2 separate regions of the Mus musculus genome follow, and region 2 is linked to region 1. A link is a loop called in an ENCODE intact Hi-C map of the cell type or tissue named here. Cell type or tissue: left cerebral cortex. All regions are shown on one strand. Links, peaks and the distances in the headings refer to the core of each region. The heading gives the core; the rest is flanking DNA. Region 1 overlaps Psg20 (pregnancy-specific glycoprotein 20). Region 2 has its middle 34 kb from the start of Mill1.

Region 1 (2,919 bases), core at 230-2,729:
CTGTGGGGAACTCTATCCTCATGTGTCTCCACCCTCACTGTCCTCACAAGGTTGCTCTCCCTCAAAAAGTGTGGGTTGCAGGCAAGAGATCTCTCACTTCTTCTTCTAGAGACCCCAGGGTTTTTATTTTTACCTCCCAACCTCCATTCTGGTCCAGTCAGCACCTGACTTCACTTTGAGATTGCCTTCCTGATCTGTCTTCCAGCCCATTACACCTAGGGCCTTGTTAGAAAAAAATCTAATTTAATATTTCAAGAAAGTCCACTACCTACACAGCCTCAAATGCCTGTGGGTAGATAGACAGATGTCCAAAGATCTTGCATGTCCAGGTGCTAATGAAATTCTCATATTTGGACCTACTGACACTGGTTAAACCTCCAGCACACATTACCATGTGGATGTGTATGCAGTGTGTGTGCAGGTGCAGGTGGACAGCATCATAAGTGTAAGCTTACAGACAGATCATAGCACCTAGATGGAGGTCAGAGGTCAACTTGAGTGATCCTTTCTCATCCTTCTGCCTTAGGAGATTCCAGCAAGTCTCTGAGCTCCCCTCCTCCCACACAGTGAGGCACTGCCCTCCTCACCAGTGAGCGGAAGACAATACCACGGCATTGCAGAGAAGTACACAGTGGGCCAACGTGATTGCAGCAGCTGCACTGCCCTCCCTCTGTAGAGAACAGCATTTGCTCCAGCACTGCCCATGAGCTCTGCAGTCTTCCTCCCTCTGAGCTCAGCCTCTGCCCAGGCAGGACCTTCCCAGGGTTTTGCTGTGGGCTGTCAGAAATGGGGTCAAACACAAGGCTGATAATCATCTCTGCACCCTGGGGCAGCAACAGCTCACCACAGGACTGCCCTTGCTGTGTTCTCACAATGTGTCCTTTACAGCACAGGATCCTAAGCTGCCCTTTGTCCTCAATGCCTTGTAATGTGCTCCCTGCAGGAAGTTGACACAAATGCCTGTAAGGACTAGGAAGGGACCTGCTGACTGATGTCTAGGAAAGGGACAGACCCATGCTCACTGGAATCATCAGTCAGGGTGCATTGTCATGAGACCCAGGAGCAATTGTGTGGGGACTTTCCTTTGGCTGTGAAGGAGGAGGTCACCTAGACCCTAGAGAGAGGACAGTGGCCCCATAAACCTAAGGAGAGTTTCAGAGGGACTCTCAGCATCCTGTGCTACCTGAGCATCACCTAGGGTCTGCTCATGTCCTTCCTTTGAGGCAGCTGTCCTCTGTCTAGGTGATTCACAATGGGATTTCCCAGGAATAGCTGGGATTCTCTGACAGAGTAATGTGCGTAGTAGGTCTGAAAGACTGCACAAAAGAACTCGAAGTCTATAGGGTCAGGGATGGAGCCAGGCTACACCCTAAGTGCATGGTTCCTAAAATTGCTTTTCTGAGTTTTCTGCCATTCTGAGCATGGCAAGAGCCTCAGGAGACTGGGCCAACTCTGAGGTCTTAGGCTGAGTTACTGCACCATCTAGTGTGCAGGAACAGAATTGCACCTCATTCTGGGTGCTCTCCAGTTAGCAAATCTGAAACTTTTTGCCTGCAGGCAAGAATTACAGGAGGTGGGCATCAGAGGACAAACACTTCCCTAAAGGACCTGAGTCCTTTGTCCATCACCTTGAAGATCCTGACCTTCCTTTGTAGTCTCATAATGCCATCCAAACAGCTAGTAATGCCCTGCGAAACTAGATTGTCATGTCCAGCTATGCATTCCTGGGTGAGTCTCTGATGATGATGTCCAGGATAAATATCATAACTGTGGCTCTAATGACAGTGCAATGGATAGTGACATATGCAATGACAGCCTTGTACGATGTCAGCTGTAGCAGGAATCCAAAGCCAACCAATGACAAAAACATTTCCCAGTGACACCTGGAGACTAACCATCACAGAGATTTGTAGCCAGGGTTTCCTGGTGCTCTGTGTGGGGACTCATGGCTTCCTCACCTAGGGCTTATCTGACACACATGGAGTCTATATCAGGGATATGGGCATAATAAGAGGCCCAAGGGTCAAGGCTGAGTCTGACATTCTTGGGCTGAGTTTACCCAGCACAGGATGGGTAACTCTGCATGAAAAGACAGGTGAGAGGTTCTTATCTAATGCTGTTGGACCACCCCATGTGTGCCCTGCACTAAGTGTCCAAATGCCATTGTGAAGACACAATGCAGTGGTGGAGAGAGCAGGAACAGCCCAGTCCTCAGTGTGAATGTATGAAGTAAAGTAAGCCACACCCAGAAGTGGGAAGCCATAGAGTCACTTACTGTGGACGTTGACTTGTGCATGCACTGTTTCAACTTTCACATGGCTGTCTATTGTTAATAGTGTGTAGAAGCCAGTGTCTTTCTCAGTCACATCCTGGAGCAGCAGGGATCCATTAGTGTACCCTGTCTCTCTTCTGCTGTGTGCGTAGCCACTGAAAATGGACTTCATCGCTTTGCTGTATTCTACAATTCTAAAGTATGGAGTGCTATCCACACCTTTGTACCAGGAAAAGGTTTGCACATCTTCTGGCAGATTATGGACCTGGAGAAGAACACTTCCCCCTTCAGCAGCATGACATGTCACTGGATCAATCCTGAGTCGGGCAGAGTCAGGAGGGTCACAGCACGGGGCTGGAAAGGAAAGGAGAAGTCATCACATAGATCATTGTGCCTGGTGAAAAGACATCGACCTGCATCCTGACAAGATGGATTCTTCACTGAGCATGGACGTACAGGCATGGGTGTGTATATCCCACCTGGTGGAAGTCAGCAACAGCCCTCAGTGCCACAGAATCTGTCATTTCCTCTGCATGGAGCTCTCTCCTTGGTGTCTCCATGGCTGCCCCTCACTGCCCTGCGTCAGACACTGCACACACTCATGCACACTGGGCTTTGAGATGGTGCCTCCCTCTGACCTTGGTCTC
Region 2 (2,919 bases), core at 233-2,732, 470 kb before region 1:
AAAAAAAAACAAAGGACACAAGTTCAGTGGGAAGGAATGGAGCATGGATCTGGGAAGAAATGAAGAAAGGCATGAAAATTATCTGAATACATTGTAAGAAATTCTCAAATAACTAATATCTTTAAAATGTGATTGTAACTCTGTCTGGCTTATTTTGTTTGGCATAATATCATCAATATTTATCATATCCAACCAAGACCAGGATGTCTATGTCTGAGTAGTATTCTGCATACCAACTGGCCACACTTCACTTCTCCATCCTTCCACTGATGAACACTTGGGTCACTTCCACTTTGGACATTGCTCTTTTCAGTTGTATTTGCCATATGTCCACAATTGCAACTGCTGAGTCACATGATAATTCTATTAACCTTTCAGAAAAATTGCTACATTGTTTTCAGAGCTGCTGAGTATTGTTGCATTCATAGTATCAAGGGGCATGCATGGTTTCAACTTTTACAACTTTTTTCAATTGAATTTTTTGCATAAACAATTCCAGTTGAGTCTAAAGTCCTGGACCTTTGTTTTCCCTGGGATCAGTAGGTTGGATATTTTTTTTCTCATATTGATTATTGATCACTTGTGTGTAGTCATTGTATAAATATCTATTTGGGTCTTTGTCTAATTTGATATTAGAATGCTTCTTTTGATGATTTTAGGTGCTATCTTCTGGGCATTAATTTCTTACATGATTTTTTTTTTTTTGGTTTTTTGAGACAGGGTTTCTCTGTATAGCCCTGGCTGTCCTGGAACTCACTTTGTAGACCATGCTGGCCTCAAACTCAGAAATCCGCCTGCCTCTGCCTCTCGAGTGCTGGGATTAAAGGCGTGAGCCACCACACCCGGCTTTGATTTTTATTTTTGAAATAAGGCCTCACTATGTAGCCCTGGCTGGACTGGAACTTGCTATGTAAACCAGGCTGGCCTCCAACTCACAGAAATTGATCTGCTGAGATTAAAAGGTGGCCACTGTGCCAGACCTTTAACTAATCTTTAATTTGTATGTATTCTTTCCCATCCTGTGGATTATCTTTCTAAACACGCGTGTTTTATACCGTGTTATCATAAAGTTTAAAGCATGTGTTCTTATACCTAAAGTAAAAATACTATTATCACCTTTGCATTAAAAACAGCACAACCACCCTGCCTAGAGTTTTTGAGTCGCATTCCAGAAACTTGTCGCTAGATGGCACTAAAACACTGATCAGAGAATGCGATAACTTCCAGCAAGCAACTACAAGACAGAATGCATATGCACTACAAGGACAGTGATTTGGCTAAAAGGATATTAATATTGTTGCTTTACTGTCATCTCTATTCCGTTTGGACATGACCATTACGGAGCTGTCGCTGCAGGACAGCTGAGTTAGAGGCTGTGCAGGGACCTCCATTAATAGATAGGGATCTTGCACCTGGGGCACGAGTTGCTGTGTCTGTTGTGTTTCTCTCTCTCTCTCTCTCTCTCTCTCTCTCTCTCTCTCTCTCTCTCTCTCTCTCTTGTTATTTTATTTATTTTATATTTCAAATATTATCCCCCTCCGTGTCTCCCCTCTGACAACCCTTACCCCCTCTGAAAATCCCATACCCCCTCCCTCACATTTGCCTCTAGAGAGTGCTCCTCCACCCACCCACTCCCACCTCACCGCTCTAACATCCTCCTTATGCTTGGGCATCAAGCCTCCAGTGTGTGTGTGTGTGTGTGTGTGTGTGTGTGTGTGTGTAGCAAAATTTCTCTGTTGATATGTGGGAGAGGTTAAATAGGAAGAGGGACTGGAAGGAGTGAAGGGAGGATATCAACTGTGGTTGATATGTAATATATGAAAGAAGAATAGAAGTTAAAAAATAAACTTGAGCCTTCCTCACTGAGATCTGTCCAAACAAGGTGAAGAGAAGAGGGTGGGGAGGAATAACTGTATATTCAGGAGCCACTCAGAGAAGAATGAATCAAGGTCCTTAAGCAAGAGGATTCTGTCTGTCTTCTGGTCTGTACCAGCTCTGAGACACCTTGGGCATGAACTCTGTGGATGGTCCCATGGTCCCCAGAGGACTCTCCACCCTTTAGGCATCCTAGCATGCCCAGAATCTTAGGATCATTGGTAAGTGGAACATAACATCCATCCAACACAATTGAGAGTGCCTGGGGTCAGCAGGAGCAGGACACAGGAGCCCTGCCCAACCAACAGCTCGGGTTCCTTATGGTCGACAATGTTCTACCTTGGTTTCAAACTCAGCAGACAGCCCCACAGTCCCCAGAGGAGGTACCATTTCCAGGGGCTCTAACTCGGGCAGGATCCCAGGAGATTGGTCACACCAGGATCTCAGGGTCTCAGAGGAAACTTGACTGCCAATAACTCTGACACACCCAGAATCACAGGATCACAGAGAAAGCTGGACTCTTAGGAGTTCTGACTCAACTGAGATTAGAGAAAGGACAGGTTTCAATCAGATATATTGAGGGCAGGGAGCACTTGAGATAAGCAGATGGCTGGAGGCAAGCATAAGAACAGAATCGACAGAAACCAAAGATACCTGGCATCATCAGAACCCAACTTTCCCACCATAGCAAGTCCTAAATACACCATAACACCAGAAAAACAAGATGTGGATCTAAAGTCAAAGAGACTTTAGTCACTTTGAAGAGAGAAGTTCATGATGACATGGAGGACTATAAGAAAGACATAAATAACTCCCTTAAAGAAATACAGGAGAACACAGGTAAACAGGTACAAGACCTAAAAGTCCTTTAAAGAGTTACAGGAAGACACTACCAAACAGATCAAGGACTTGAACAAAACCATCCAGTATCTAAAAATGGAAGTAGAAACAATAAAGAAATCACAAAGGGAGACAAGTCTGGAGACAGAACACCTAGGAAAGAAGTCAGGAGCCATAGATGCAAGCATCACCAACAGAATACAA

Evidence for each region. A loop is a pair of places that touch in the nucleus more often than their neighbours do. Peaks named below come from ENCODE experiments on the same cell type or tissue, not always from the same donor. Only the 100,000 strongest peaks of a DNase experiment are listed, where the experiment ranks them.
Region 2: it touches region 1 in a loop (8-fold over the local background); 6 of 42 quality-filtered maps call a loop at or near these places.

Annotation. Positions count from the first base shown.
Region 1 is chr7:18,678,550-18,681,468 of GRCm38, forward strand. Psg20 (pregnancy-specific glycoprotein 20) reads right to left here. Exons shown (of 6, transcript NM_054058.1): 5 at 2,276-2,626. Among named protein-coding and RNA genes, the nearest start is that of Psg20, 6.0 kb to the right of the region's middle. In left cerebral cortex, for the core only: a CTCF peak has its summit at 1,485; a DNase peak (open chromatin) is centred at 1,461.
Region 2 is chr7:18,209,944-18,212,862 of GRCm38, forward strand. No RefSeq gene overlaps it. Among named protein-coding and RNA genes, the nearest start is that of Mill1, 34 kb to the right of the region's middle. In left cerebral cortex, for the core only: a CTCF peak has its summit at 1,183 (motif pointing right); a DNase peak (open chromatin) is centred at 1,204.